3 separate regions of the Homo sapiens genome follow, and all the other regions are linked to region 3. A link is a contact called in ENCODE Hi-C or POLR2A ChIA-PET data. All regions are on one chromosome and are shown on one strand. Each heading gives the region's core, a stretch centred on a gene start or an enhancer-like site at or near the end of the contact. The rest is flanking DNA. Distances are from core to core; before and after follow the strand shown. Region 1 has its middle 46 kb from the start of LYZL2. Region 2 overlaps LOC105376478 (a long non-coding RNA gene). Region 3 overlaps JCAD (junctional cadherin 5 associated).

Evidence for each region. Hi-C counts contacts between places; a loop is a spot of excess contacts on that map. ChIA-PET counts read pairs that join two places held with the same protein, here RNA polymerase II (POLR2A). Pooled maps may share reads with other maps.
Region 1: a loop to region 3 is called in a pooled map, with 2.5 times the contacts of the local background. The contact joins two enhancer-like sites. A Hi-C loop is called at or near these places in 2 of 50 pooled maps. POLR2A ChIA-PET finds 5 or more read pairs at or near these places in 2 of 52 experiments (AG04450 and Caco-2).
Region 2: a pooled map shows a loop between it and region 3 (10-fold over the local background). The contact joins two enhancer-like sites. A Hi-C loop is called at or near these places in 1 of 168 maps with a recorded cell type or tissue (CD8-positive, alpha-beta T cell) and 2 of 50 pooled maps. POLR2A ChIA-PET finds 5 or more read pairs at or near these places in 1 of 52 experiments (GM10248).

Annotation. Positions count from the first base shown.
Region 1 is chr10:30,582,531-30,585,230 of GRCh38, forward strand. No RefSeq gene overlaps it. Among named protein-coding and RNA genes, the nearest start is that of LYZL2, 46 kb to the right of the region's middle. Within about 2 kb of position 1,306, at least 30 of the 41 ENCODE cell types and tissues checked have a DNase peak (open chromatin) inside an H3K27ac peak, as active enhancers do.
Region 2 is chr10:30,541,218-30,543,917 of GRCh38, forward strand. All of the region lies in intron 1 of LOC105376478 (a long non-coding RNA gene), which reads left to right. Among named protein-coding and RNA genes, the nearest start is that of LYZL2, 87 kb to the right of the region's middle. Within about 2 kb of position 1,379, at least 4 of the 41 ENCODE cell types and tissues checked have a DNase peak (open chromatin) inside an H3K27ac peak, as active enhancers do.
Region 3 is chr10:30,025,783-30,028,648 of GRCh38, forward strand. It overlaps JCAD (junctional cadherin 5 associated), which reads right to left. Exons shown (of 4, transcript NM_020848.4): 3 at 321-2,866. Among named protein-coding and RNA genes, the nearest start is that of JCAD, 32 kb to the right of the region's middle. RefSeq lists enhancers at 1,557-1,616, 1,797-1,866, 2,585-2,866. Within about 2 kb of position 1,434, at least 20 of the 41 ENCODE cell types and tissues checked have a DNase peak (open chromatin) inside an H3K27ac peak, as active enhancers do.

The DNA of each region.
Region 1 (2,700 bases), core at 56-2,555, 560 kb after region 3:
CAGAAGGCTGAGGCTGGAGGATTGATTGAGCCTGGGAAGTTGAGGCTTCAGTGAGCTGTGATCACACCACTGTGCTCCAGCCTGGGCAACAGAGAAAGACCCTGTCTCAAAAAATAATAATAATAAAATAATGTACACACATGGACATAGAGTGTGAAATGATAGAGATTGGAGACTTAGAGGAAGGGGGGTGATGAGAAATTACTTAATAGGTACGGTGTACATTATTCGGGTGATGGATACACTAAAAGCCCCGAATTTACCACTATGCAATATATCCCTGTAATAAGTTACACTTGCACCACATACATTTATACAAATAAAAAATTTTTTAAAGAAGAAAATAATTGTAACCCTTGTTCCAGGGCCTCATGGCGTTTCATGCCACCTGGGCGAGACAGCGTGCGTTCTTACTGGGCACTGGCACTTTGGACGTCTGTCGAGTGACTGACTTTTGGAAGGTCCTCATCATCTGTCTTAGTTGAAATCTCTTTTAATGATCAGGTTACCCAATGAAAGTATACTTTGTATGGATCAGAAAGACCCTTTGTTTCCCGCAATTAATTAAGTACACTAGCTTTGCAAAAGCATCTTCAACCTCTATCAGGCTATAGAGATTCCGCCTTTCTCCCACCACCTCCAACCTTGGCATTGCTCCCACAGCCCATCTGGGGGCCGGTGCCCCCTCTTCTCTGTGCCGTCTGCTTCCACCCTGCTAATCTCTTTCTTTTATTATTTTTTAATTTATTCTTCTTATTTATTTTTTGTCTTTTTTTTTTTTTTTTTTGAGACCCAGTTTCACTCTGTCACCCAGGCTGGAGTGCAGTGGTGCAATCTTGGCTCACTGCAGCCTCCACCTCCCGGGTTCAAGCAATTCTCATGCCTCAGCCTCCCAAGTAGCTGAGGTTACAGGTGCAAACTGCCATGCCAAGCTAATTTTTGTATTATTAGTAGAGATGGGGTTTTACCATGTTGACCACGCTGGTCTCATGGTCTCCACCCGCCTCAGCCTCCCAAAGTGCTGGGATTACAGGCATGAGCCACCACATCCAGCCACTATTTATTTTTTGTCCTTCTAATCCTTGGAACCTGTGAATTGTTTTTCCTTATTTATTTAATTACGTATTTATTGTTATGCTGCTAATCTCAAAGGACGCTTTCTTCTAGAAAGCAGAAACAATTGATTCTGCAAATGTGTGGTTTCCCATTGACATCTAAGGAAAAATGAAACAGGGCCTGGGAGACAGTTTACACCGTATTCATCCAGGACATTCTCACTGATGGACTTTCCACGAAAGCTCTGCAAGTTTTCCTTTCAGTTTCACTGTCCGTTGGCCGGTACTGGTTGCTTGACTAAGCCCTGTTGGCGTGGGTTACTGCTCACCCTGACAGGTCTTTGTGAAACATGAAACAATACAAACATTCTTCTCATTTCCCCTCCGTTCTTCCTCTTGGAGCTGTTCCCAGTCCCGGTGGCCCTTCTGAAGCCGAGTGGGAAGCTCAGAAGGAACCTCTGGATTTGTTTACCGGTGTCAGGAATGGAAACTGCTGGGGCACCTGTGTACTCTTGCTGGTTTCTTAAACTCTGTCTGAATCCCACACACCCTTGCTTTTCGGGGAGTTGTGGCTGGCTGGGACAGGAGCAAGGAGTCTCTCCTTTGAGTCAAAGGAGGCACAGTAGCCAGAAGGAGGGCTTAGATATGAGAATGTTACAGGCCAAGAAGCTAGACGGACCATCTGGAGAGTGACCAAAATGAAAAGCGCAGCGGCAGTTGTGCAGCTGTGGTCTGGAGCGAGGTGTCCAGGGTCTTGGGCAATGGAAGACATAGAGGAGGCCAGAGATGATTGCTTCCAATGGAGTCTGTAGCTCGCACTTGCTTTTGTGGCCAGTGATGTGAGCAGATGGGTTTACCAGGCTATAAGCTTTTGGTGGCTGTGTGCAAAGACTTCCACTGAGATGATCGTGTCTCCTCAGGCACATCTGGGTGTTGGTCCTGACAGCTGGAGTATTGGGGTTTGAGTTTTGCCTGAAGGACTCACTGGTGAGGCTGAACCAAGTGTGTTTCTTTGGCCATCACAAGGACCCAGGCAGGATGTCATACTCAGCAGTACAGCAAGAACTGGTCCAATGCTTCAGATCTGTGATTCTCAATGGGCAGAGGGCAATAAGTAATGTCTGAAGACTTTTTAAAAAAAAATTAATTAGAGAGAGGGTCTTGGCTCACTGCAGCCTCCAACTCCTGGGTTCAAGTGATCCTTCTGCCTCAGCCTCCCAAGTAGCTAGGACTACAGAGGTGTCCCACCATGCCAGGCTTGAAGACTTTAAAATTTTATATATTTTATTTCAATTTTTTTTGAGTTGTGGTCTCACTCTGTCACCCAAGCTGGAGTGCAGTGGCGTGATCAAGGCTCACTGCAACCTCCACCTCCCCAGATTCAAGCAATCCTCCTGCCTCAGCCTCCTGAGCAGTTGGGATTACAGGCGTGAGCCACCACACCTGGCTAATTTTTGCATTTTTGGTAGAGACGGGGTTTTGCCATGTTGATCAGGCTAGTCTCGAATTTCTGAGCTCCAGCAATCCACCCATCTAGGCCTCCTAAAGTGCTGGGACTACAGATGTGAGCCACCCCCAGCTCGGCCTAAGTTTATTTTTTGTTCCTAGGTATTTGAGAGGTGCAAGTGCAGGTTTCTTACATGTG
Region 2 (2,700 bases), core at 129-2,628, 520 kb after region 3:
TTTTAAAATGAGTATATTCTTTGCCTTGTTCACTCACATTCTCATCTCTTTGTGGTAGCTTTTTGCAGAGGTTCCATGACTTATGATTCCACAAGAGATTGAATGAAAAAGCAGATATAAGAATTCAGCTATCTGAATTGATTTTATGGTATGAATACCGCAAGTTTCATTTCTGAGATTCCTAGTAGAAGTTTCAGAAAGAGAGCCTCAATGCTATTTCCTTTTGTTAATCAGGAAATCGTGGAATTTCTAGCAAAGAGGCCCTTTGGCATGCCTGCAGACGCTTAGGGAATAATTAGGTTTTATATTGGGGAGAATTTTATTTAAGCCTCTAGGAATGTGGGATTTTGATAACATTGCAAAATAATACATTTTATTAATTAGGGCTTAAGGATTAAGAACTTATTTAGCATGATGGAGGGTATACGATACAGGCAAAAAACCATTGGCTTTGAAGCCAAATCCACCAGGGTTTGAATACTCGTTAGGCAACTTTAGGTGGATTATTTAGCCTCTGTGAGCCTCAGTTTCTTCATCTGCAACATGGGAGTGATGATGAATCCCAGGCTTGTTGGGAGGATTCTACTCCTACATCCAAAGGCTGGCATCACCCAGTGCCCAATACACGGGAAGGCACAGGCTGAATTCCCATTTGTGTCTCCGGTGGGATTGAATGGAGCCTCAGCAGTCCCCAAGATGTGCATCAGCCTCTGAGAAAACTCCCAGCAACAGAAATGCTCTGCTTCCCCAGGCAGCCCCTTCCACTTCAGGAAAGGTCTAATTGCTAGAAAACGTGGAGAGCTAAAATGTCACTTTGTCATTTCACACTGGCCCCTGCTCCCCCCTCGGAGTGCGCTCTAATTCCTGTTCACATGATAGCTCTTCCGTCATTTGAGCAGCTCTTCAATCCCATCGAACTGGAAAAAAGGAGCTTTTTTCCAGACTAAACATTGTCACAGCCTTCAACCATCACATGCATGACATTTTGAGCCCTGTTTTCCTTCAGACACAAAGAGGATCGATCAGGTTTTGGACATCAGAGAACCAGGTCAGGCTCAAATCACAAAACATATGTACTTTTCCTTTCCACTGCCCCTTTTGGTGTGTTTGTGGGAATTTGTTTACTATGCCTAACTGGACAGGTCATCCTTGTATGGTACCAGGGTCATTTGAATGCTCTTGTTTGCTTGTTGCTTAATCTACTCATGATATCAATCATTGCGTAGATCAATTGCCAGCTAGGCAAACAGCTACACGGCTCTGTCAATTCTTGGCAGGTCTACATTTCACCATTTCTTCAACATCACGTGGGGTACCATGACATTGACTTCCAGGTCTAGCTTGACGAGTGAAATAGAACGTTGTTGGCTTAAGAAGAGCCGGAGCTCATCTGAAAACCTGATGAGTCACTGTCCCCTCTCTGGCAACCTAACACGAATGTTCACTTAGTGCAGATTTTGGGGAGCCTTGGCCTTTGCCCTAGATTGCAGTAAAAATGCTAACATTTTCCCAATTGCTATCTTTACATAACTGTCAGAGTTTTTACTGTCTCAGAGGTCAAAGCACGGAGAGTTATTAGTCAGCCCTAGTAAATTTCCATTTCTGACCCAAAAAGCTACAGGAACTTCCCCTTTGAAAGTTCTCCCCTTCCATATTTTGAAATCACAAAATAGAGAAAACACATAGTTTCAGGTGTAACATCTTTTTTCTCCAACTCCCAGAAAAAATCCCAGGAGTTTTACTAGTGATTCTGCTGCCTGTTCACTCTTTCAACTGGAAGTCAGAATGAAACTCTCTGTAGCCCCTGCTGGAGATTGCATTTCCTGTCTACCTATGTGAGTCCTTCATGGTGGGCTTGGGAAAGTACATTCCATAACTGAGGTCCTGTTTGGGGGTTTTGAAGAAGGCCAATTGGCTTCTTACAAAGCTCCACAAGCCTGCGCTCTTTTCTGAGTTCATAGCCTACTCTGCATGGGCAAGAAGCAGGATGCGATGTCTCCTAGAACGAGCTGCAGAATTGAATGACCTCAGCAGAACAAGCCCACTGTGGCCAGCCTGGGTGTTTGGAAATTCATGGCTCTCTTTTCTATTCCTTCTGTGTGAAGGAATCCTAACTGCCTCTTTTTTTTTTTTTTTGAGACAGAGTCTCACTCTGTCACCCAGGATGGAGTGCAGTGGTCCTATCTTGGCTCACAGCAACCTCCGCCTCCCGGGTTCAAGTGATTCTTGTGCCTCAGCCTCCCCAGCAGCTGGGATTACAGGCGCATGCCACCACGCCCAGCTAATTTTTGTATTTTTAGTAGAGACAGGGTTTCTCCACATGGGCCAGGCTGTTCTGGAACTCCTGACCTCAGGTGACCTGCTCACCTCGGCCTCCCAAAGTGCTGGGATTACAGGCATGAGCCACCGCACCTGCCCCTAACTGCCTCTTTCTGATTGTGGCAGTGAGGCCACTTTCCTGGAGTTTTCTTGCACTATCCAGAGCTGTCCTGGGAGAAGCACTAAGCCTTGGGGTCACCAGACTTCTGGGACAGGCAGAAGCACTTGTTCCTCTTAAAGAGACCACGGACCTACTCAAGAGCTTCAAGACCTTTAAGAGTTGAGACCTAGGGAGGAACAGCCAGAGGGTCACCAGCAGGGTGTCATGGCTTAAGCGTCCCTGCTTAGATGGCCCTGGACCCAGGAGGGGACCAAGATCCA
Region 3 (2,866 bases), core at 184-2,683:
GGAGGCTGAGGTGGGAGGATCACTTGAGCCCAGGAAGCAGCGGAGGTTGCAGTGAGCAGAGATTGCACAACTGCACTCCAGCCAGGCGACAGAGTGAGATACTATCTCAAAAAAATAAAATATACTGCAAGATCTTGAATTTTAAAGATGGCTTCTGGATAATTCTTCGAAAATGAGGAATCTTTTGATAAAACAATTCCCAGGGTCAACTTGATCTTTTCTGAATATGCAGATTTACATTATCCACCAACCTGGTATTTTGTACTGACTAAAAACTCCAAATGTATACTGAGCACCTGCCTGTCTGCCTGATTCCTCACCTGGGCACCAGAAGTCTTGATCCATGCTCTTCTCCTTTTGTGCTGCCGGATGCTCCTTCTCTTCCCTGGAGATGCTGTCCTTGGACACAGAGAGTGAGTGGCCCAATCTCTGGGCACGGTCCCCACTGCCAGGAGACACAAGGCCTCCCGGGAGCCCGGCCTGGCCCCTTGTGGTGGCCTTCAATTCCTCGGCGTCCTCCTGGGAGTCGGCATTCCTGAAGCTCAGGACTCTCATCCGTGACACTGAGCTCACCTCTTTCATTCTCATCAGGCGGTCAGGGTCTGCTCTCCTAGGCGGGGAGGCCAGTTTCTCTTGTAAACTTTCAATCACTTTGGAAGGGCTTCTAAGTCTCTTTTCAGAGCCTGCCACACTTGGGGTTCTTTCTACAAAATGGAATAAAGTGGACCTGAAGGGTGGTTTTGTTTCCACATCCTTTTGTTCGAAGAACTTGGACTCCAAGGGGCTGGGCTCAGGCTCAGGGACAGGGTCTGTGCTGGTGACAACCCCGTCCACATCTGAGTGCTCAAAAGCCTGAGGAGCCCGCCTGGCACTGTCCCTGTCCCCTACAAAGAGAGGGCTCTTGGTCCAGCCGCACTTCCTCCTGCCATAAAAGGCATCAGTGGACACCCTGGGGACATCTGCCGGTGCTGGGCGAGATAGCAACTCTTCCTGGGGGGACTCTGGGGTGCAGGCACTTGCATCGGGCTCAGCAGGCTGGTTCTGTCCCGCTCTCCGGATGCCCGGCAGGAGGGACTCCACCGCCACCTCAATGCCCAGGATCCTTGCAGCCCTGGCTTGCAAGGACTCACCTGGGGGGATTTCTATTGTGCTTGCTTCACCCAAAGACCCCTCTAGCTCACTGGCACCCTGTTCTTGCCCAGGGGTGAGCCCCACAGACCGTAAGTCTGGAGCTGAGAGCCCTCGGTTCTTGTTAGACAGGGACAGTGGGAGCCCTGCCCCCCTCTCTCCACCACTGTCAAACTTCCGAGGGACCGCTTCACTTGGTTTCACAGAGCTGAAAGCACTGGTGATTTTCGGACTTTCCTGGGGCTCCCTAGGTTCAGCTGGATAGGACGCGGGCAGTGGTTTTGCGTCACTTGATCTTGAAGACATTCTCGTCACAGGAAATGGGCTACCTGCCAGCTCGTCCATTCCGTTGCTAACCTCCAGGTGTCTCTTCTCTGCACTCGTGCTTCCATCTGCTGAGCAGAAAGGTGCACCGCCACCTTCTTCCACGCGAAAGCGGCCCGGGGATGGAGGCCAGGCACGTGGGTGGCCAGGCTGCAGCTCCTCACTCCAGCTCTCAGACTTACTCTCACCTCTTCCCGACCTACACACAGGGCTCTCCGGCACCCACATCCTCGGCTGTGGCTCAACCCTCATTTCCGGGCTGTTTCCGCGGAAGCCCACATCCTCCTGTCTGCAGTGAGCACGGTTCTCCTGCTGCGGCTCCGCCTCACTCTCCTCACTGCTGCTGCTGCTGCTGCTGCTGCTACTGCTGCTTTCTTCCTCTTCCTGGAGCTCCTTGTTAAAACTTTCTAACTGACTGATCAAATCCCAGGGACGACGGCTGACCGGTTTCAGGAGAAACTGCCCAAAGAGTTGTTTACTGTTGCAAGGGCCCGTGGGCTCCCCCTTCACCACCTCCCGCTTAGGCCCAGGGTGGGCTCCAAGCCCGTGGACATCCACGCAGGGCTGACTTCGGCCTGCTTTTGGCGTCGGTGCCTGGTCCACGGACAAGGAAGTCCTTGAGAACGCACTGTTGCTGGATGGGCTGAGGGACCTGTGACCTTTCAGGTTACGGGCACTTGGCCTCTGTTTGTGATCACCGGTAGGGAATGCTGTGTGCGTCTGAGCTTCGGAGGCAGCAGGGTCTGAACATTTTGGACTCAATGCTGCACGACTCGGCCCTCCCAGCTTTGCACCAGGGAGCAGCTGCGAACTTTGGGGCTCCTCGGAGAAACTGGTTTGTGTTTGCTGATCTCTGTACCGGTGCCCTGGCCAAGAGCCAGAATGCTTGAGTTCTCTGTGCTTTGTAAGGTGGATGAAACTGAGGTCATTTGTTTGTCTGTCTTCTTCTGGTTCCCCTAGATCTTGTTTTTGGAACTCCGTTCTCCCACCCATGCTTCCTGTGAGGGCCTGCAGCTCCAGGTCGGTGGAAGACATGCTCAGCAGACTCTGTTCTTGCAGAGCCGGGCTCTTATCAGACCCATTCTTTTGATCAGCACTGGGCTTTAAGTCATTGTTGTCCATATCTCTATCTGGCAGATGTGATTCTGATTTCACTGGGATAGAAACCAAGCAAAATATAGTCTCGTTCATTTTTTTCTTTGAACTTTTCTTGGTCCGAGTCCCAGTTTGGAACTTTTTGAGCTTGGTTTGAGTTTCGCAGGTGCTCTCGCCCTGTGAGTAAGGGGAGGAAACTTGTCTTCCAGTGTGCCCGTGCTGGCTGCCTCTCACATCAGGCCACTGTCCCCTTGCCACACAGCGGTCTCTCTGGTTGGGGAGGCCACTGTTTTCCCCATCCCCGGGGGGCTGGCCCCAC